Regions from separate parts of the Homo sapiens genome. Here region 1 is linked to region 2. A link is an interaction called in ENCODE POLR2A ChIA-PET data of the cell type or tissue named here. Cell type or tissue: K562. All regions are shown on one strand. Links, peaks and the distances in the headings refer to the core of each region. The heading gives the core; the rest is flanking DNA.

What was found. ChIA-PET counts read pairs that join two places held together with the same protein. Peaks named below come from ENCODE experiments on the same cell type or tissue, not always from the same donor. Only the 100,000 strongest peaks of a DNase experiment are listed, where the experiment ranks them.
Region 1: POLR2A ChIA-PET joins it to region 2 with 5 read pairs; 3 of 35 experiments call an interaction of 5 or more read pairs at or near these places.

What each region holds. Positions count from the first base shown.
Region 1 is chr2:70,028,271-70,032,657 of GRCh38, reverse strand. It overlaps PCBP1-AS1 (PCBP1 antisense RNA 1), which reads left to right. Exons shown (of 11, transcript NR_033872.1): 7 at 403-525. It also overlaps a transcript of ASPRV1 not described here. Among named protein-coding and RNA genes, the nearest start is that of PCBP1-AS1, 57 kb to the left of the region's middle. RefSeq lists an enhancer at 2,696-3,567. In K562, for the core only: a CTCF peak has its summit at 2,574; DNase peaks (open chromatin) are centred at 2,427 and 2,757.
Region 2 is chr2:69,974,026-69,978,412 of GRCh38, reverse strand. The region is part of intron 9 of PCBP1-AS1 (PCBP1 antisense RNA 1); the gene reads left to right. It also overlaps a transcript of ASPRV1 not described here. Among named protein-coding and RNA genes, the nearest start is that of ASPRV1, 15 kb to the right of the region's middle. RefSeq lists enhancers at 1,656-2,166, 2,167-2,678. In K562, for the core only: no CTCF peak of the experiment used is centred there; DNase peaks (open chromatin) are centred at 324, 2,342 and 3,059.

The DNA.
Region 1 (4,387 bases), core at 312-4,311, 54 kb before region 2:
GAGATAGGATCTCACTCTGTCACCCAGGCTGAAGTGCAGTAGTGCAATCATGGCTTACTGTAGCCTTAACCTCCTGGGCTCAAGCAATCCTCCTGCCTCAGCCTCTTGAGTAGCTGAGACTACAGGTGCATACCACCATGGCCAGATCATTTTTTTTTTTTTTTGTAGAGACCAAGTCTCGCCAGGTTGCTTAGGCTGATCTCGAACTTCTGGTGCTCAAGCAGCCCTCCCGTGTTAGCCTCCCAAAATGCTGAGATTATAATTGTGAGCCACCACACTTGGTCTTAAGCAAATATTAACTCCAATCACTATCCTAAGCCAAGGTGTCTGAGCAGCTGAGGGAGGACCAGAGTGAATGCAGCTAGTGCCACACTGAACAAACCACTCTTGCTCATTCCTTAGGGAGGAGGACCTGGTTGATAGAAGAATTTATCTCGTAGTCTTAACATCCACTGTAATTCCAAACTTTGAGGACGATAGAGATCAGTGGGCTTTGACTGCCCAGCATGCAGTCTCCATTCTTAGGTAAGAACACTTTGATTTTCCTTTTGGGTACCACATCCTTCCCCACTCTCAGACCAGATTCTGGTGGGATAAGTCCCTTGGAGGACACATGACTGTGGTCAGAGAATAGCAATTGACGTGGGCATGGTTCCAAATCCAGGCCAATCACGACTCTGGATTTCTGTTGGAACTGTTAAGAAAGTGACCTCATTTCTTTTCCAGGTGGGTTCCCAAGCCTGTAAAATGTAAGCCTTATGCTGCTGAGGGCCATCTTGCCACCCTGAGGGAAACGCTGCCTGAGAATGAAACAAGCATAAGTAAAAGCTGAGCTGTGAGATGGAGCAAGATGAAGGCCACATGACATCTTTGGAGCACCTGGATCTAACTGTGCCTTAAGCTAGTCTAACCCTGAACATTTCATCATTTCATTGACATGAGCCCAGGTTTTCTTTTTTTTTGGATGGAGTCTTGCTCTGTCGCCCAGGCTGGAGTGCAGTAGCTCAATCTCGGCTCACTGCAAGCTCCACCTCCCGGGTTCACGCCATTCTCCTGCCTTAGCCTCCCAAGTAGCTGGGACAACAGGCGCCCACCACCACTCCCAGCTAATTTTTTGTATTTTTAGTAGAGACGGGGTTTTACCATGTTAGCCGGGATGGTCTTGATCTCCTGACCTCATGATCCGCCCGCCTCGGCCTCCCAAAGTGCTGGGATTACAGGTGTGAGCCACTGCACCCAGCCCTCAGGTTTTCCCTTTTTTTACCCCTCCTTTTGAAAATTTGATGTGGAATTTTGCCACCTGCAGCCAGAAGAGTTTTAACTAATCAGTGCCATAAATTTTATATAGTTCTCCTTGCAAAATGTGGATCAGCCTTTCTCAGCAAATCCTTTGTCATAAAGTGCTGAATTGTAAGTTTGTCATGAGAATCACATGAGATCATGCATGTGAAGAACCTGGCATTATCCTCCTCATAGAAAAAAACCAGTAAATATTAACTACAGGAAGCAAGGAAGGAGTGGGGTGAGGGGAAGAAGAAGGGGTACTGATTTAAAAGAACCCTGGAGTCCTAAGGATAATCTAGGAACCCTCAGACCCAATCCGATACCCCTATTCTAAATGCTCCTAGTGCCCTGTACCTTCCCCTCATAAGCCTTCATTATCATTGTAATGATATGTTTATGTAATATTTTGATTAATGTCTCTCCTTCACTGACCTAGCAGTTCTAGCAGGGCAGTGATTTTGCTGTGTTGCATCCCCAGCACCTAGTCTGGTATGTGGCATTCAGCATATGTTTATTGAATGAATGGCCATGTGGTTATTCAGATCCTCCTTGATTATTGGGGTTAGGATTGTGGCAGAAGTGGCAAAATCAGGGAGAGTAGTCCCTGTCCCCTCTGTATCTTATACACTGCCCACACTCCCAACACACATACACATACAGAGAATTTTGTCTCAATTAGATAATTAACTTCTGCTTGGTTGTAAACCAAACCACTGGTTCTTAAACTTTCATTGGATCATTTTATTGAAGAATTAAATAGTGTGGTTCTGGCCTAATGTCTGGAAAGCCTTGCAGAGGAGTGGATTAGGTCTTTGTGATAAACAGGCAGCCTTCCCTGCTCCTGTGTCTTTATAAAATCTATTTAACTGGAGTAGTCCACCCTCCCTCAGGCTCTTACAGGAATATGTTGGAGGCTGTAGGAAGGTGGGAAACCGAGAGGGAAAGGACTGGGCCGCTGGAGACTTCACTCATTCCCTAGCAAGAAACAAAAGCAGTAAAAGGTGGCCCGAGGACAACCTGAAGCTCACTCCTTCAGCACTTTTGGCTGGAGGTCACTTGTTGGAGCCCCACTCAGAGCTCAGCACACCACCCCACCAGCAGCCTCCTCCTCCCAGCTGAGGCTGCATTTCATCCCTTCCCCCAGCCTGCTTTCCCTGAGATAGGGGAGTGTTTCCCAGGGCCCATGTGACTTCCACTGGCAAGTGACGATTACCAATGGTTTACTAGTCAGTGAAACTACCAAAGGCTTTTGTGCTGTAGTAATCCTTTTCCTGTTTAAAACTCTGGGGATTTTCTAATGTTGCCAATAGTTTTTCAAGTCAGCAATTACTGTGTGGATTATGTAATGGCTCGGTATTAAAAATAGAAAAGACTGGAGTTTGCATCTATTTTAACCAAATCTTGAAAACAGAGCAAAGGGAGGGGAAGGGTGGAGAGGGAGAGACCAGAGGAGGAGGGAGAAAAAGAGATCATGTGACTGGATAAGACAGCTCACAATTCACTGTGCCTTTCTCCCACCATTTGTGGCCCAAGGACCTGTACTCCCTCCTCAGCCTCCTCTAGGGAGGGGTCCTTGATGAGAATTCTGAGGACACAAGACCCCTTGTGGATATTTCTTAGCTCAGCCTTGGTGTGCTTACCTGCTTCTGACAAGCAAAGTGGCCAAGTAGGGGAGGGAGTTGAATCTGATGTCCTCCACTAAGTCCAGGACTCCTATTTTGTTTTGTTTTGTTTTTGAGACGGAGTCTTGCTCTGTCACCAGGGTGGAGTGCAGTGGCACAATCTCGGCTCACTGCAACTTCTGCTGCCTGGGTTCAAGTGATTCCCCTGCCTTAGCCTCCTGAGTAGCTGGGACTGCAGGTGCGCACCACCACGCCTGGCTCATTTTTTGTATTTTAGCAGAGATGGGGTTTCACCATGTTGGCCAGAATGGTCTCAATCTCCTGAGCTTGTGATCCACCCACCTCAGCCTCCCCAAGTGCTAGGATTACAGGTGTGAGCTACCGTGCCTGGCCGAACTCCTGTTTTTGTTTTTGTTTTTATTGCCAATGTCTTTGCACTCAGCTTGTTTCTCTTGCTGGAATGGTAGTCAGGGCGTCACTTATATGTCTTTAGCATCCCAAATTTCTGTCAGTCCCTTGGCCAAAGTTATTCCAAATAAATATTCAATGTAATTACCTGCCACTTCCCTGCCCCAATCCTCTTTCTGCTGGATTGCCACTCCTAAGCCCCAGATACAGAAATTGCAGGCTTACAATGGGTTTGCTCTCGAATGACATCACACCAGTCCCCTACCCCCTACTCTGAGTTGAGGGATATTTGTATTTTAACAGAGAGCCATTGAGTAACTTTAGGGCCTCTCTGGTGGTGGAAGTTTAGGTGCCAGGGTTGATATTTTGGGAAGGAGAATTTATTTTATTTATTTATTTTTTTGGAGACGGAGTCTCTCTGTCGCCCAGGCTGGAGTGCAGTGGCACGGCCTCAGCTCACTGCACCCTCCGCCTCCTGGGTTCAAATGATTCTCCTGCCTCAGCCTCCCGAGTAGCTGGGACTACAGGCTCGTGCCACCACGCCTGGCTATTTTTTGTTGCGTCATCCCATGGTGGAATGTAGAAGGGCAAGAAAGTATACATGCGCAAGGGAGGAGGGGGCCAGACTTATCCTTTTATCAGGAACCCAGTCTTGTGACTATGACATGAATCTATTTGTGAGAGCACAGCCCTCATGACCTAATCACCTCTTAAAGATCCTACCTCTCAACACTGATGCATTGGGGATTAAGTTTCCAACACATGAACTTTGGTGGATGCATTCAAACCACAGCACCAGGGTTCCTACTATGTCACCTCCAGAGGCACCCAGAGAGGAAGGTTTTGAGTTAATCACATCATAATTTATAGCCCTTGAGCCATCAGAGAGCCCATGCAGAGAGCACCCTATTTCCTAGGTCTCAGGTGGCATGGAGGGGTGAGTACGTTGAAGAAGGTGCTTGCTAATTTCCAAAGACTCAGCGCAAATAAGTTCAGTGGGGTTCATGGGAGAGAGACCTGAAATGAATCAATTGTGGGTAATACTAGAAAGTTGTCTTCTCGTCATTACTTCC
Region 2 (4,387 bases), core at 173-4,172:
TGAGGCAGTGCTGGTCCCATTCTCAGACTGAGCTCCCTGGCCCTCCGGGTTGTGTCCCCTCTATGGGGCAACTATCCAGGGATGAGTGTGTGACCACGCTCAGAACCAGCCTGGGAAAACTTTCCCCAAGGAGACTCCCCTGGAGGCTTGGAGGGGTGGAAAGAGTGTTGGGAGAGTACAGAGCCCCCTGGGGAAGAAGCTTCTCTGGGGGTTGGAGCAAGCATTTCTCAGAATGCTGGGATCACTGCCTGGCCTTAAGCCCCAAGACTGCCAGCACACCCGCCCTGCAGAGGGTTGTAGCCAGAAACAGGCACCTGGCCAGTTGCATTTGTGCAAAGGAAGCCCATAGGGCCCCAGCCTGCTTCCTTTATGGGCTAGGGCAGGGTAGGGGATGTCTGAGTTTGAATTTAGTGTCTAGGGGATCCATACCCACACTTGTCATTCACCACCCAAGGGCATGGACCCACTTCTGGGGCTCATGACCTAGAGGACAGGCCAGACAGCCTGGAATGACACAACTCAGGGTGACACCAACAGGTCCCACTGGCTACTTTGTCACCTCCTTTTCTTCACTCCCCCCTCTGGAGTTACTAATTTCCACTTTGTGACCCTCCAAAGATGCATTCCACCCAACTTTCCCATTGAACTAGTGGGGAAATGGTACTTTCTGTATCCAAATCTTAGCTGAAACCAGAATTGGGGTTATATTGACTAAAAGATCATTTGGGGCCACTTCTTTTCATTTGTATTTATTAGGCCCCTCCTAGGTGGTAATGGGCCAGGTAGAGTGAGAGTACAGTAGAAACCCAAGACGAAATTATCCAGGAAGGTCAACCTTCATTTTACAGATGGAGACACGATAGTTCAGAGATGCAGAGGACCTCGCCCAAGGTCACGCAGATACCGGGCCAGTCTTGGGTTTGGAACATGAGGTTCCTGCCTTTCAGCCCCGTGATCTTTCGACAGCATCTTACACAACTTACAGAATGGTGGGGGAAGCAGGAATCGCACCTGCAAAACAATGACGGAACCCTGAGGGGGCAGGGCTCCCATTGCCAGTGACTTCCCACCCACAGTGGCTGTCAGTGCCTTTATGTTGTTTACTTAAATGTGCTTGTCTGGAGGTTGTCATTTTCTTTTGAGACACTGGGAATTCCCATAATTTTTTAAAAAAGTTCAGTAAAATTGAATTTCTACATTTTTGCCCAATTTTTTTCCTTTTTATTTTTTATTTTTTTTTACAGAGTCTCACTCTGTAGCCCAGGCTGGAGTGCAGTGGTGCAACCTCCTCCTCCCATGTTCAAGTGATTCTCCTGCCTCAGCCTCCCGAGTAGCTGGGACTACAGGTGCGCGCCACCATGCCTGGCCAAGTTTTGTATTTTTAGTAGAGACGGGGTTTCACCATGTTGGCCAGGCTGGTCTCGAACTCCTGACCTCAGGCGATCCACCTGCCGCGGCTTCCCAAAGTGCTGGAATTACAGGCATGAGTCACCTTGCCTGTCCCATTTTTGCCCAGTTTGTGTCTCCTCGGTGTATGAGTGTGTGTGTTTTGTCAGGGGCACTCTGTTCCTATAGGTTGGTCTGATTTGGGACTCTCTCTGTGTGTGCTTTGATGGGGGCACAGTGACAGGAGATGGTGGAAATAAGGCGTGGAGAGGCTGTATTGTGCCATCATACCTTACCAGGACACTCTGTGCCTGGAGGGGGAAAGGGAGGGGGCCAGCCATGCCAGGCTGAGAAAGGGCTTTCTTAACCCACAAGTGTACAGGCCTTGAAGGCTCATGACTTAGGGTCATTGTCACCCATTCATTCAGTCAAATCTGGAAAGCATTCAAAAAATAATTAAAAAATCACCTCTGGGGAAAAGTCTGGTGTCAGGTTCAGAAAGGATTTGTTTCATATCCAGAGCCATGTCTGGGTTGTGTTCTCTGCTATCCAAGAACCCGAGGGCTCTCATTCAGCCTCAAGGGCTATGGAAGTGACTCCTGGTAGGTGGCTCCAGCACTGACTCTGGGCCCTCAGGGTCGAGGTTGCGGTGAAGACTGCGGTCTGCATCGCCTCCTGCCCCAGATCGGATTGGAGGGAGCCAGGTGAGCGTGAGGAGGAGGCAGTGTGGGGCTGGGCCTGGCTTCCAAGGAGAACTACAAGAAGACCAAAATCAGATTGGGATCTCATGGGAGGGCAGCACTGGGTCTGGAACGGAAGGCTTTGCCCACCTGGCCTCTACACGGACCACGTGGCCGGAGGGTTGGGCCTTCCAGGGCCATGCACCTGGGAGGGACAAGGCTGGGTGCGGTTGGGTCACATGTCTAACTTGTGTTCCTTTGAAGCTGTGAGTTGGACAGATTTTATCTTGCCTGTTTTGACCCTCTGTGAGCTAACAGCTGGGGGTGGGGTGGGGAAGGGGAGGACGGAGAGCAGTAAGCGTGCTGGTTCTTCTTTTGGTCTGTTTAGCAACTTCCCATGACTTTTGAGCAAGGAACAGGTGTAACCCCTTGCACCCTGAGGTGTGCAGTTGACTACATATGCCTGTGGCCTCAAGGCCATGTAGAAATTGTCCCTGGTTCAGCCAAAGCAAATTCAAAACCAAAAGCAAATTCACTGACCACGGGGGAAAGAGTAGGAGATATTAAACAAGCAGCTCTGCCTGGCCTTCCACTCACATGGCCATGAGGCCCATCATTCAGCACATCATCTCGGCCCCTACTGCGTGCTGGGCACTGTGAGGAGCTTCTGCCTCCTGTCTCCTTCACGCTCCTTTCCTTTCCCCTCCATAGCTCAGCAAGGCCCACATTTTCCCGGTGAAGCCACAGAACCACAGGGAGAAACCCATGGACTTCGCCTCTCTCTCTAGGCAAGTGAATTTGGTGGCAAAGTCTCTTGGCAAATTCAAATTGTACTTGCTACAGTCTTTTCCTCAAGTAATTCTGGGTGCTTTCCAAACTTACCAGTTCCCTGAAGTACATGGGAGGAGGCAGGGAAGCTTCTCGGGGGAGGAGCAGCACCGGCAGGGAGGCCGAGGGGCAGCAGTGCGGACAGGGAGTCAGGTGACGTGAAAGGAAAGGTGGGTTGCAGGCTGGGCTCTTGCTGTCTGTGGGCTCCATTCAGAATCCCCCACTTCACCTAGGACACTCTGGCCTCCGTCCAGGCATCACTGCCATGGAAATCCCAGATACATTCAAGTCCTCTGTTAAACACCTGCCTCCACATCCCCTCCAGATCTTCTCTGTCCTCAAAAGGAGCTCTGCCCTTCAAGGGAGGGGCTGGGGGCTTTGCAGCTTTCTGTGCCTCTGGCCAAGGCTGATCCTCCTTCCTCCTGCCTGAGAATCCAACCTTAGCCTGGAGCAATCCCAGAGGAATATGGGTGTGGGAGTTTGTCGCGTGTGACCCACAGTCGGCTCTGGGACCCCTGCCCCAGGAGCTCTGGAGGACTGTCAGACACAGCTTGTTGCAGGGAAGCTAGTTGACAGAAGATGTAACAGGAGTGTGAACATGCCATCAGCCCATACCCCGACCTCCAGGAACAGCCTAGCCTTACGGTTCTGTGCCCTCCTCAGCCCAGGGACTCTTCACCCACCCAACATTGTCATTACCCAAAACTATTTCACCTCTGCTCTAAACAATTCCAAAATCCCCATCCTCTGATCCCAGCCTTCTTCCTGTCCAGAGTTCTCATCCACAACTCCTGCCACCCCAGGGTGAATGGCGAAGCCCTCCACCAACATGGCAGCCCACAGAGGAGCAGACTGGAGAGAAAGAAAATGAGTTCAGTTTCGCTGATAGATCTGAAAAATATACATTGGGCAGGGCCATCAGGTTTTGGAGAGCCTTTTGAGGGCCCTGCTCAAGGAAGAGCTGGGCTTGGGGTTCAGATCCAGGTGTGCTCAGATCATACCAGTTCCTATGAGCTGATTGTTAAATCTTCAGGAATTTCATGAACCAATGGTTAAACCCAGCTATTATGAAAAATTAAATTATAAATTAAATTATATAAACTTACAATTAAATGAATTATATTAAGGCAAAAATAATAAATTTTCAAAAACCATCACTTCCTAATAATTTTTTTTTTTTTGAGATGGAGTTTCACTCTTGTTGCTCAGGCTGGAGTGCAATGGCACGATCTCAGCTCATTGCAACCTCCGCCTCCCAGGTCCAAGGGATTCTCCTGCCTCAGCCTCCTGAGTAGCTGGGAAAACAGGCATGCACCACCATGCCTGGCTAATTTTGTATTGTTATTAGAGACAGAGTTTCTCCTTGTTGGTCAGGCTGGTCTCGAACTCCTGACGTCAGGTGATCTGCCCGCCTCGGTCTCCCAAAGTGTTGGGATTACAGGCATGAGCCACCATGCCTGGCAATAATTTTATATTTTATTATTCTTTATTCT